Regions from separate parts of the Mus musculus genome. Here region 1 is linked to region 2. A link is a loop called in an ENCODE intact Hi-C map of the cell type or tissue named here. Cell type or tissue: gastrocnemius. All regions are shown on one strand.

What was found. Hi-C counts contacts between places; a loop is a spot of excess contacts. Peaks named below come from ENCODE experiments on the same cell type or tissue, not always from the same donor. Only the 100,000 strongest peaks of a DNase experiment are listed, where the experiment ranks them.
Region 1: a loop joins it to region 2, with 2.1 times the contacts of the local background. A loop is called at or near these places in 5 of 42 quality-filtered maps.

What each region holds. Positions count from the first base shown.
Region 1 is chr5:125,011,751-125,016,750 of GRCm38, reverse strand. It overlaps Rflna (refilin A), which reads right to left. Exons shown (of 3, transcript NM_028443.3): 3 at 4,204-5,000. Among named protein-coding and RNA genes, the nearest start is that of Rflna, 11 kb to the right of the region's middle. In gastrocnemius, a CTCF peak has its summit at 2,037; DNase peaks (open chromatin) are centred at 972, 1,503 and 2,048; H3K27ac peaks cover 804 bases.
Region 2 is chr5:125,105,441-125,110,440 of GRCm38, reverse strand. It overlaps Ncor2 (nuclear receptor co-repressor 2), which reads left to right. Exons shown (of 47, transcript NM_011424.3): 5 at 369-548; 6 at 4,129-4,242. Among named protein-coding and RNA genes, the nearest start is that of Ncor2, 71 kb to the left of the region's middle. In gastrocnemius, no CTCF peak of the experiment used is centred here; a DNase peak (open chromatin) is centred at 3,004; H3K27ac peaks cover 1,439 bases.

The DNA.
Region 1 (5,000 bases), 94 kb after region 2:
TAGTAGGCATTGGGGTCCCTGCCTGTGGCTTAGCCTCTCCTGTTCTTTCTTGTGGGTGTAAATTTCCGCCAGTCACACCCACAGTGTGCCCTTCCCCCCCACAGTGAGGGTGTCCTGGGGACTCTTGCTTCTTGCTCTGCACTGTTTTGATCCTGCCTGTTGTGTCAGCGGTAAGTATTCTTGAACCTGACCGAAATGGCCACACCTACCTCTTTGGGTTTGATCTAAGAAACTCCAACAGAGCCCTGCTGCCACCTTGGTGCCTGTTGTAATCAGGGTTCTCTAGAGCAGTGGCTCTCAACCTTTCTGTTCCTGTGACCCTTGAATACAGTTCCTCGCGTTGTGGTGACCCCCTGACCATAGATTTCATTGCTACTTCATAACTGGTTTTGCTACTGTTGTGAATCATAGCATAAATATCTGATATGCAGGATAGTTGATATATGTCACCCCTATGAAAGGGCTGCCTCTAAGGGGTTGCAACCCACAGGTTGAGAACCATTGCTCAGGAATTTGTGTGTTACACATACATACGTGTGTATATGTGTATATATACGTATGTGTATATATGTGTATTTGTATATATACAAACATATACATACGTGTATGTATGTGTATATACATATGTGTATAGCAGAATTTATTAAGAATAAGCTTTTTAAAATATTTGTTTTATTTATATTTCACATGTGTTATAATGTTTGGTCTTTGTGTATATCTGCACCACAGTGCTTGCCTGGTATCTGCAGAGCTCAGACTAGAGACAGGTGCTCGTGAGCCACCAATGTGGGTGCCAGGAACTGAACCCTGGGTCTTCTGGAAGGGCACCCCCGAACACATCTCTCCAGCTCCTTGAGTGAGCTTTAAAATAGTAACACAGCCAAGCCCCACCCACGATGCTGAGAACAGTTTGTGTGGTCCTTGGACCTGAGTGCCTCAGAGTTGTCCCAGAACAGCTTGCCTCTCACTGCAAGGCGATGACCCTTAAGTCACTGAGTAAGAGTGCCAATCTGGCACCTGGAAGCTCAGAAGGTTTCTAGAGAGCCGCTGGTCCCCAGGCCGCCAGGAAAGCTTAGCCTGGCTGTACCGTCAGCCATGGGGTTAGCAGTGCTATCAATGAGGCAGAGCCGCTCTGAGTGAAGGGCGAGGTGATCGCCTTCCTGGCAGTTCCTTTTGTACCTGGCTGCTGCCTGAAGGTGCTGCCCACAATCCAGGTGTGCCTTCCCACATCAAAACCGTTGGGACAGCTCTTCAGGTGAGGCTCCCTTACCTCATTTGTGACAGGGTGACATTTAAACCAACTCTCGAAGCAGGGCTGAGAGGGCTTCCAGTCTTTGCACTGAGTCAGTTGATCTGCTCCATCCTGGGGCCTGGGGCCCCTCTACATCCATCCATACCCATCTGTACATGTTGTGACACCCCAGCCTGCTGTCCCCAGTCTGCCACCTGGCTCCAGAGCTGGTTTGACAGTTGGTCCACAAAGGCCTGGGCTGAACTCACTTGGCCTTACCCCGCTGCCAGGTGGCTGGTTTAGTGCCCTCAGAGGCCAGCCATTCAAAGAGAGGGGTGTGGGAAGCAACCAGGCAGGCCCGTACCAGAGTCTTCATCTGGCAGTCATACTCTTTCTGCCAAGGTTCCTGCCTTGCACTCATCCTTAGCTCCTAGCCTGGGCAGCCAGGGAGGGATGCCATGGCAGAGGGTCCCAAGTCTCTGGAATGAAACCCACCTTGGCTCTGCTGGGAGGTGGCTGCTGGGTCTGATAAAGGAAAGGAGATCTGAAGCAGCCATAGGCAGGAGTCTGATCATGAAGGCTCTGGTGGAGGTATGTATCTCCCAAGAACAACCTCCCCAGCCGCCTGAAATATCTGAGCTAGAGTGTGGAGAGACATTTGCATCCTCCAGGGAGTCCCAAGCTGCCCCGAGTCTGTCCTGTGAACTGTCAGGAGCAGACATGAGCTGAAACCTGGAGACCACCAGGCAGGTCTGTACCAGGCTGGCTTGGAGGGGCTCGACCTTCATCCAGACTGCAATACAAAAGCTAGCAGCCAGGGGGTGCTGTGGGCCTCATCTTGGACACAGCCAGCTCCACCTGGACGGTCAGGTTGCTTTGCTACACCGGTTCACGGTGTGGTGACCCTCGGCTGCCACCAGACAGGAGCTGGTTTGAGCTACCCCATTGTCTCCTCCAGCCGCATCTCTACCTCTCAGATATGAAACCCATGTCTCCCTTGATACTTCCTGAGGCCTAGACCATGACAGAGATGTGGAGACAGAGCTTGTACCTTTGGAGGGTTTCTTCTGTCCCCTAGCTGTAACCAGCCTGTCCTCGCTCCACCTTTAAAATGGAGGCACATGTGACTTCTCTCACCCTTGCCTCCCAGGAAGACACCTGGCTACACTGCAACGTCCAGCCGTGGTCCACCCTTCTCTAAGAACACCCAAGCTCGTTCCTCTTGGTCTCTTAATACAGAGAGAGCTAGTCCTGCATCAAGCCACATACCCCTCCCCCCTAGGAGACCCCTCCCCCCTAGGAGAGCTCTGCCCACCGATCAGATACACACTGATCCCCTACCTAGGCTTGATTCGGAAACAACACAGACCATGTCAGTCAAGGAGGACTTCCTAGAAGTGGCAGCCTTCAAAAGACAGGTTGTGGGGACACAGCTTGTGCTAGACTCTTGAAAGCCAGGGTGGGGACAAGGGATCTGTGAGAAAAGGCATGGCTGGCTTTCTAATATTGAAGCAGGTTGGGCTTGCAAAGAGAAAGAGGAGGGTGGAGAGAGAGTGTAGACCACTCTACAAGGTGGATCAGGGAGGCTCAAGGGCAAGGGTTGTGGTAAGAGGCCCTTCAGCGGCCAGTGGAGCTCTGGGGTCTCTCCACCAGCCTTGCCAGTCTATGGTAGTGGTGGCCACCTCAGCTCTCTCCTGGCTGTGGACAAGCTACATTACAAGGTGTACAGGTTGCTAGGAGCTTGAGGGAAGAAAGCCATGCATGGCACATGTGGAAGGACACACGTCCCTCATCCTTGGCAGCTAGTCCAGGGATCTGAGACATGGCCAACAAAAGAACCTCAGGAAGTGGGGACAGAGTCTCCAGGGAGCTGTGGGGACCCAGCTGTGGCTGCCACCAGGATCTCGAGTCCCTAGCCCACACTCTTCCTGGGCACTCCCCACCCCCCACCACTCCTTTTGGGGATGTTGTGACTGACGATAGGGTGAGTGAACCAGGGCCAGGCTCCAGACCAAGGTTCTCTGCTACCCAGGGAGACGGTGAGGTGTCCAGAGGGCCAGGGCACAAGCCTGGCTGATGAGAAAGGGCATTCATCACGTTTACTGCGGGCACGAGTACTACAGATTCTTTCACACATTTTGCAGCATAAAGCAGCACAAGCCAAGCATGGTGGCACGCGCCTTTAATCCCAGCACACAGGAGGCAGAGGTAGATGGAGCTCTGTGAATTCAAGGCCAGCTTGGTCTACAGAGTGAATTTCAAGACAGCTAAGGCTGATGTCGTAAATCCTGTCTCAAAAATAACAAAAAAAGGGTACCTAGGCACCTTGTGATTACTGTAAGCCTTACTACCCTGTGGGCAGGAACCACTCTGGGGATATTACAGGGTCTTCTGTGCCTGGTACTGGAGGGCTAGGCAAAAGCTCATTTGACACAAAGCACCCTAGGGCAGGGCAGCAGGGAACATGGCCTTAGGGTGGCCAGCCCCCAAGGAGTGGGACTGGATCCGCTCCCACCTGGCACCTCATTCTCCCGATCTCTAGGTCCCCTGGATAACCACAGGGCAGGTGAACTGCTGAGGGGTATACTTGGGGTATACCTGGGGTATAGTTAGGGTATTGTGCTTTACACGCCCCTGCCTTTGTTCCCTCATTGGGGGGCTTTCCCAAGCTCTGCACATTGTAGTTGGCAGCCTGGTGACCCTATATTCTCAAACAGGTAAGAGCCCTCTGAGTGGGAAGCCAGTTGGGCTTATGACTATAGATTGGTGATCGGGCCCTTGCCTGGCACATGTGAGGCTTTTGGGGCAAGAGGCAGGAGGCTGGCATACATGGAGATCTCTAGTTCTTCCTTGTCTCCCAGGAGCAGGGAAGCCGGGCTCCCTTAGATACTAATGCCAGGTGGGAAAAAAGTGGGTCCAGGCATATCCAGCTCCCCCCCCCCCCAGGGGCATCTCAGAAACAGAGAGCATCCTGGCTGTGTGGGTATATTTTATTAAGATAATTCACTAATTTCTTAGGCTGTTCTTTTAACCAGGGAGCACCTCAGATAAGCTAATAGATGAACAGAAATCTATCAGTCATTTAGGTTCTGTTTGCCCCACAAAGAATGTCCCTTCCCTCTGGGCCACCACAGCGGCAGTAGGTAGGTTTCTAGCTACTGGACAATTGAGACAAAGGGACATCTCCACCTCTAAAGTAGACTCGGGGACTCATTTTAGCCTGGGCACCATGGGACAGCACCAGGTTGTGGGAAACTGGTGTAACTGTAGGATCCATCCTAAGCAAGAACGGGAGGCCAAGAAAAACAGACTCCGCTTCTCTTGGGGTTCTGAGCCCTGCCATAGGCTCAAGTCCAGAGTCAGCCATAGGCAGTTATTGGCCGTGTCCCCTCATTTGCTTTGACGCCTCCCAGGGCACCTGCCAGAGAGCTTTGAGGCTCAAGAGTTCTAAGCTAGTCTGGAATGCGTCTTGTGGGGCACATGTGGGCCGCCCTGGAGGGCTGCGCCCTGCACAGCAGACAATGTGTTCTGGGTACCCCCAGCCTTTGCCATCTCAGGTCAAGGTAAAGTTAGCTCAACCCCTCCGCACGCACCTGCGGTTCTCAGCTGGAATGAGCGTTTTTTTTTTTTTTTTAATGGCCTATTTTGGAAACAAGCCTCTCCAAGAATGAGGTTTCGAGCCAGGCCATGGCTGAGTGCCCTGTGCTACATAGGGCCATCTTTGCCTCAAGGGCACACCAGGACATGTTTGGCCCTGCCCTTAAGGCCA
Region 2 (5,000 bases):
GTGTTGTGACAGGTGTGTTTTTTGAAAAGCTGACTGCTCCAGTTCAGGGTCTGCAGCCTGCTTGCATCACGCACATGTGGAAGGCATATGTGGCTGAGCTGTCAGGCTGGGGTCACTGTGGGAGTCTTATTTCTGTTCCCGGGAAATAGAGGTGTAGCCAGGAGGAGGCAGTAAGGACTGTCATTACTGCCTGCCGGCCTCCTGGATTTTGTCTTCAGAGAACACAGCCATGGGAAGAGTGGCTGGGACGAGGCAGGATCCACGCGTGGCACTGCCGTCCTGGGGATGCTTAGGGTAGGAAGCTGGTGTGCTGCGGCCTGAAGTCACGGCAAACTTGGGTGTCCTCAACGTTCTCTGTCCAACCACAGGACCGTAGCCTGGCAGGCAAGCTGGAGCCTGTGTCACCTCCCAGTCCCCCGCACGCTGACCCTGAGCTAGAGCTGGCGCCATCTCGACTGTCCAAGGAGGAGCTGATCCAGAACATGGACCGCGTGGACCGTGAGATCACCATGGTAGAGCAGCAGATCTCCAAGCTGAAGAAGAAGCAGGTGAGTAGTGAGGGCGGGCAGAAGACCGGCCCCACGTCCTCAGGTGCCTGGAGCCACACAATTTCCTGGTGGTTGGTGTGTGTGTGTGTGTGTGTGTGTGTGTGTGTGTGTTTAATGTTTTGCTTCTGGAAGCCTCTGGGCCGGGCCCATCAGGCTCATATATCTGCACGGTCAACAGAGAGTCCTGAGCTTCAGGGGACCAAGGCTTCCCGGGAGAGGCACCATGAGCTGCCCAAGGCAGAGAAAGAGCCTTTGGTTGTTCTTGCATAAAAGCTGAATGGGGAGCCGGGAGCTGGGCACTGAGGGCTTCCAAGATGGTGGCCCAGAATCCCAGAGTGAGGCTGGGCCCTGGTGCGGTCAGATTGGCCGTGCCAGACCAGTGGAGCTCTCACATCTCCAGTCCTCCAGGCCTGGCTTGGGGGCTGGGCTGGAGCCACTGTTACATGCATGGATGTTGATCAAGTCTGGAGGCCAAGTGACTTGAGCTGCTGTTATTAGTTTTCTTTTTCTCCTTTTATTTTTTTCCTCTTAACCTAAATTTCTTTCTTGAATGTTATCTTAAAAAATAATTTATATATATATATATATATATATATATATATATATATATATATATACACACACACACACACACATACATATATATAAAAGTATAAAAATAAGATTATATAATAATATAAAAATAAATGAATGAGAGAGATGGTTCGGTGGTTAAGGACATGTATTGTTCTTACAGACTACCCAGGTTCAGTTCCCATCACCCACATCTGACAGCTTACAACTCCTTGTAACTCCACCTCCAGGGGACAGCCCTAACCTCATGTACATGCACATATGCAGATGTACACACATGTATGTGATGTAAATATGTTGTAATAATAAAAATATTTTTAAGAAAATAAAATATACTTGTTTGCCTGTGCGCATGTGGATACTCCCTTTGTAGGAGTTGGTTCTCTCCAGCTTTGTGCTTTGTCAGCCTGTGGTGGGTTAACGCCACCACCATTTTTTTTTTTTTTTAAAAAGACAGGGTTTCTCTTGTTTAGCCCTGGTTGTCCTAGAACTCACTCTTTAGACCAGGCTGGCTTTGAACTCAGAAATCTCTGCCTGCCTTTGCCTCCCAAGTGCTGGTACTAAAGGTGTGTGCCATCACTACCTGGCTCAGCACCCCCTTTTTTGGGAGGGGGAGTGGGGGAAGACAGGGTCTTTCAGGCCTTGGCTGGCCTGAACCTCACTAGCAGGCTGGCCTTGAACTCACAGAGATCCTCTTGCTTCTGACCTGTGAGTGCTGGGGTTAAAGGCATGTACCACCACCATGCCTGCCCGGCCCCTTTAAGTACATTTAGAAAGTTTGATATGTGTGTCTTGGGTGTGTACGTGTGTGTTCAGGTGCCTTAGAGGCCTGAAGAGGATTTCAGACATCCTGGAGGTGGAGTTACAGGTGGTTGTGAGTTGTCCAGCGTGGGCGCTGAGAACCGAACCCAGGGCCTTTGCAAGAGCAGTCCGTACACACTCATAACCACTGACCTGTGTCTCTCCACACGCTCCTCATTCCTACAAAACTAGAATTCCCAAGTGTAAATGAATCATTTTAAAGTCTGCAGTTCACTGGCAGTAGACCGAATCATACGGCTTCCACTTCCTCCGCCTGTCCCGACAGACGCAGAGCTATTTAGCGATGCCCCATCTCCTAGCCCAGAGTCACCCCTGTGACAGTCTGTGGAGCTGCTTTCTGGACACCTCACGTACATGGACTCACATCCATTTGCCTTTCGTGTCTCTGCCTTGTGTGCTCAGCATAAGGAACTTTTAGGGTTCACAGGGCATAGTCGAATCTCTTCATGGAGAAGTGGTATTCGACCATGTGGCTGTGGTATGCTTTCTTGTGTGCTTGAGTGACTGTCCCTGGTTCTCCCGCCCCTCACCCTCTCTGCTCATGAGGGCTGCTGCTCTTCCAGGTTCTCACCAGTGCTGTTTCCAGACTGTAGTGGCTTGGGGCTCATCGCTGACTGTGTAGCGTGCGGTTGAGGGTTGTGTGAAGCCGGGCTCCTTACAGCTCTGTGCTCACCAGGACTGTTGTGCAGTGTGGTTTTGGATCTTCCAGTCACCGTTATGGGAGTGTGGGTGACTGCCAGGTCACACTGAGGAAGATGCTGAGGGTCAGAGAGGCGCAGTGACTCTAGAACCCTGGGCGATGGAATGAAAGTCTGACTTCAGGCTGAGAGGTGTGCTGTCTGGTCAGGGCTGTAGCCAAGACATTGGTCTTCACCCTTTCACCTTCTCTACTCCTTAGACTTCCTGGTTTTTTGTCTTTATTTATTTATTTTTTGGGCTGATCTGTGAGAGCTGCCACCAGGGGTCACTGCAGGACCAAGGCAGCTTGGCTCTTCTGGCCTCAGTGCTGATTGTTCCTGCCTCATCATCTCCTTGTTTCCCGGGCCATAAAACTCTGTTCCTGTGTGACCGAACATGCTCGCTGAATGCACATAGTAAGCAGAGTGGACCGTGCGCTGATCGCACTCATGGCGCCCTCTGTAGGTCACATTAGGCATTGGCTTCCCGTGGAGTCTTGAATTCTTTGCTCTTGGCTCCTGACTTTGGAGTAGAGCGGACAGCAGCAGCAGGAAGGGATGCCAGATAGGAGATGGATGAGGGGTCCAGTGTGAAGACACAGGCATGTGCTGCTGTTGATGATGATGATGCTAGTGATGTTGGTGATGGTGAAAGTTGAGATGGTAAAATGGATGTGATGGATGGTGATGGTGATAGTGATGGGTACGAGGGTGGTGGTGGTACTGCTGCTGCTGCTGGTGTTTGTTAGGATGGTGATAGATGCAATGGTAATGGAGGTAGTGGTGGTAGTGGTCATTGGTGATGAGCGGGGGTGGGGGTGTTTTAATGATGATGCTAATATTAATGGTGGTAATGATGTTGATGGTCAGTGATGGTGGTGGTAGGATGGTGATGGTGGTGTTCATGATGGTGGTGTTCATGATAGTAATGAAGGTGATAGCGGCAGCGATGGGTGGTGGCGATGATGGTGGTGATGATCTGATGGTAGCGATTGGGTGCTGCTGCTGATTGCGGTAATGGTGATGGTGGTAATGGTTGTGGCTGTGGTAATGGTGGCAATGATGGTGTTGATCATGGTGATGGTGAAGATGATTGTGATTCTGATGCTGGTGGAAAGCTTTGTCTGTCACCAGTCTTTCTTCCTTTCTGCCTCTCCCAGCCCTCTCCATGTAGCTCCTGGTTTAGTCCTTAGAAGATTAGGGACTCTTTGTTTCCAGGGAAAGGAGTAGGAAGTTCAGAGACACTGAGTAACTTCTCAACAGGCTGTGTGGGTGTACGGGGCAGAAGTGTAGTGCTCCTGGTTGAGGCCTTCACTCTGTGCCTGTGGCCTCTCTTGGAGCCTGGAGGCTCAGCCACCAGGGATCCCTGCCAAGCAGGGCACCGAGTCTCTGGGTGACTCATAGGAAATGGCGATCAGCCTGACTTCCTGTGTGTGGCTACGGGCAAGTGGGGGGAACAGTGCCTCAGCTTCCGGCCTTCACCGCTCATGTTCTCCCCTTTCCCGCAGCAACAGTTGGAGGAGGAGGCCGCCAAGCCGCCCGAACCCGAGAAGCCTGTGTCGCCACCACCCATAGAATCAAAGCACCGAAGCCTGGTCCAGATCATCTACGATGAGAACCGGGTACGGCCCACAGGAGCAAGTCATTGAACCATGAGTTCCCTATCACCGTGGAGGCTGGCGAGCGGGTGGGGAGGGTGGACCATGGGCCATGCATAGCGTTGGCATTGGCCTCAGGCTGGAGGAGAGCGAGGGGGCCTGCCGGCCACTGAGATGCACTGTCACCTCATATCTGCCTAGCGGATCCAGTGACACGCTTGGTGATATCACTATTAATACTGGCAGGTGGCTGCCTGGCTGGTCCTAGGAAGGTGTGCATCGTAGGCGTTTCCATCTCACACCTGGAGAGACAGACCCAGAGATGGGGAGTGCTCAGAGTCACGCAGCCACGGTGCAGGAACTGTGGGATTTGAACTGGGCTCGTGAGCTGCAGGCAGGGCCTGATTTTTGGAGCTTTGGGCTTTTGAGCTTTTGACTGCCTGGATTCTCTGCGAGTGAGAAACCAAAGCCCAGAGAGGAATGTGGGCCAGACAAGTCTTGTGCCTCAGGTTCCATAGCTTAGGATGTAAGTAGGTGTTCTTTATTGCTTAGGGAAGATACTGGGGCTCAGAGAGGGCAGGAGACCTGCGTGAGATTGCACAGCAGGTTAGATTTGGGGCTGGGACTCAGAAGCAAGATTGAACTTGCTTGACGGTGGCGGAGATGGTCAGAGGAGTGTGGCTCTCTAGCCACATTGGACATTTGTTCCCAAGGCTGCCTTTATCTTGCTCTTTGTTCTGCTGTCCCTCTTTAAGGGAGGTCCCTCTGCTCTTTCTCTCTAC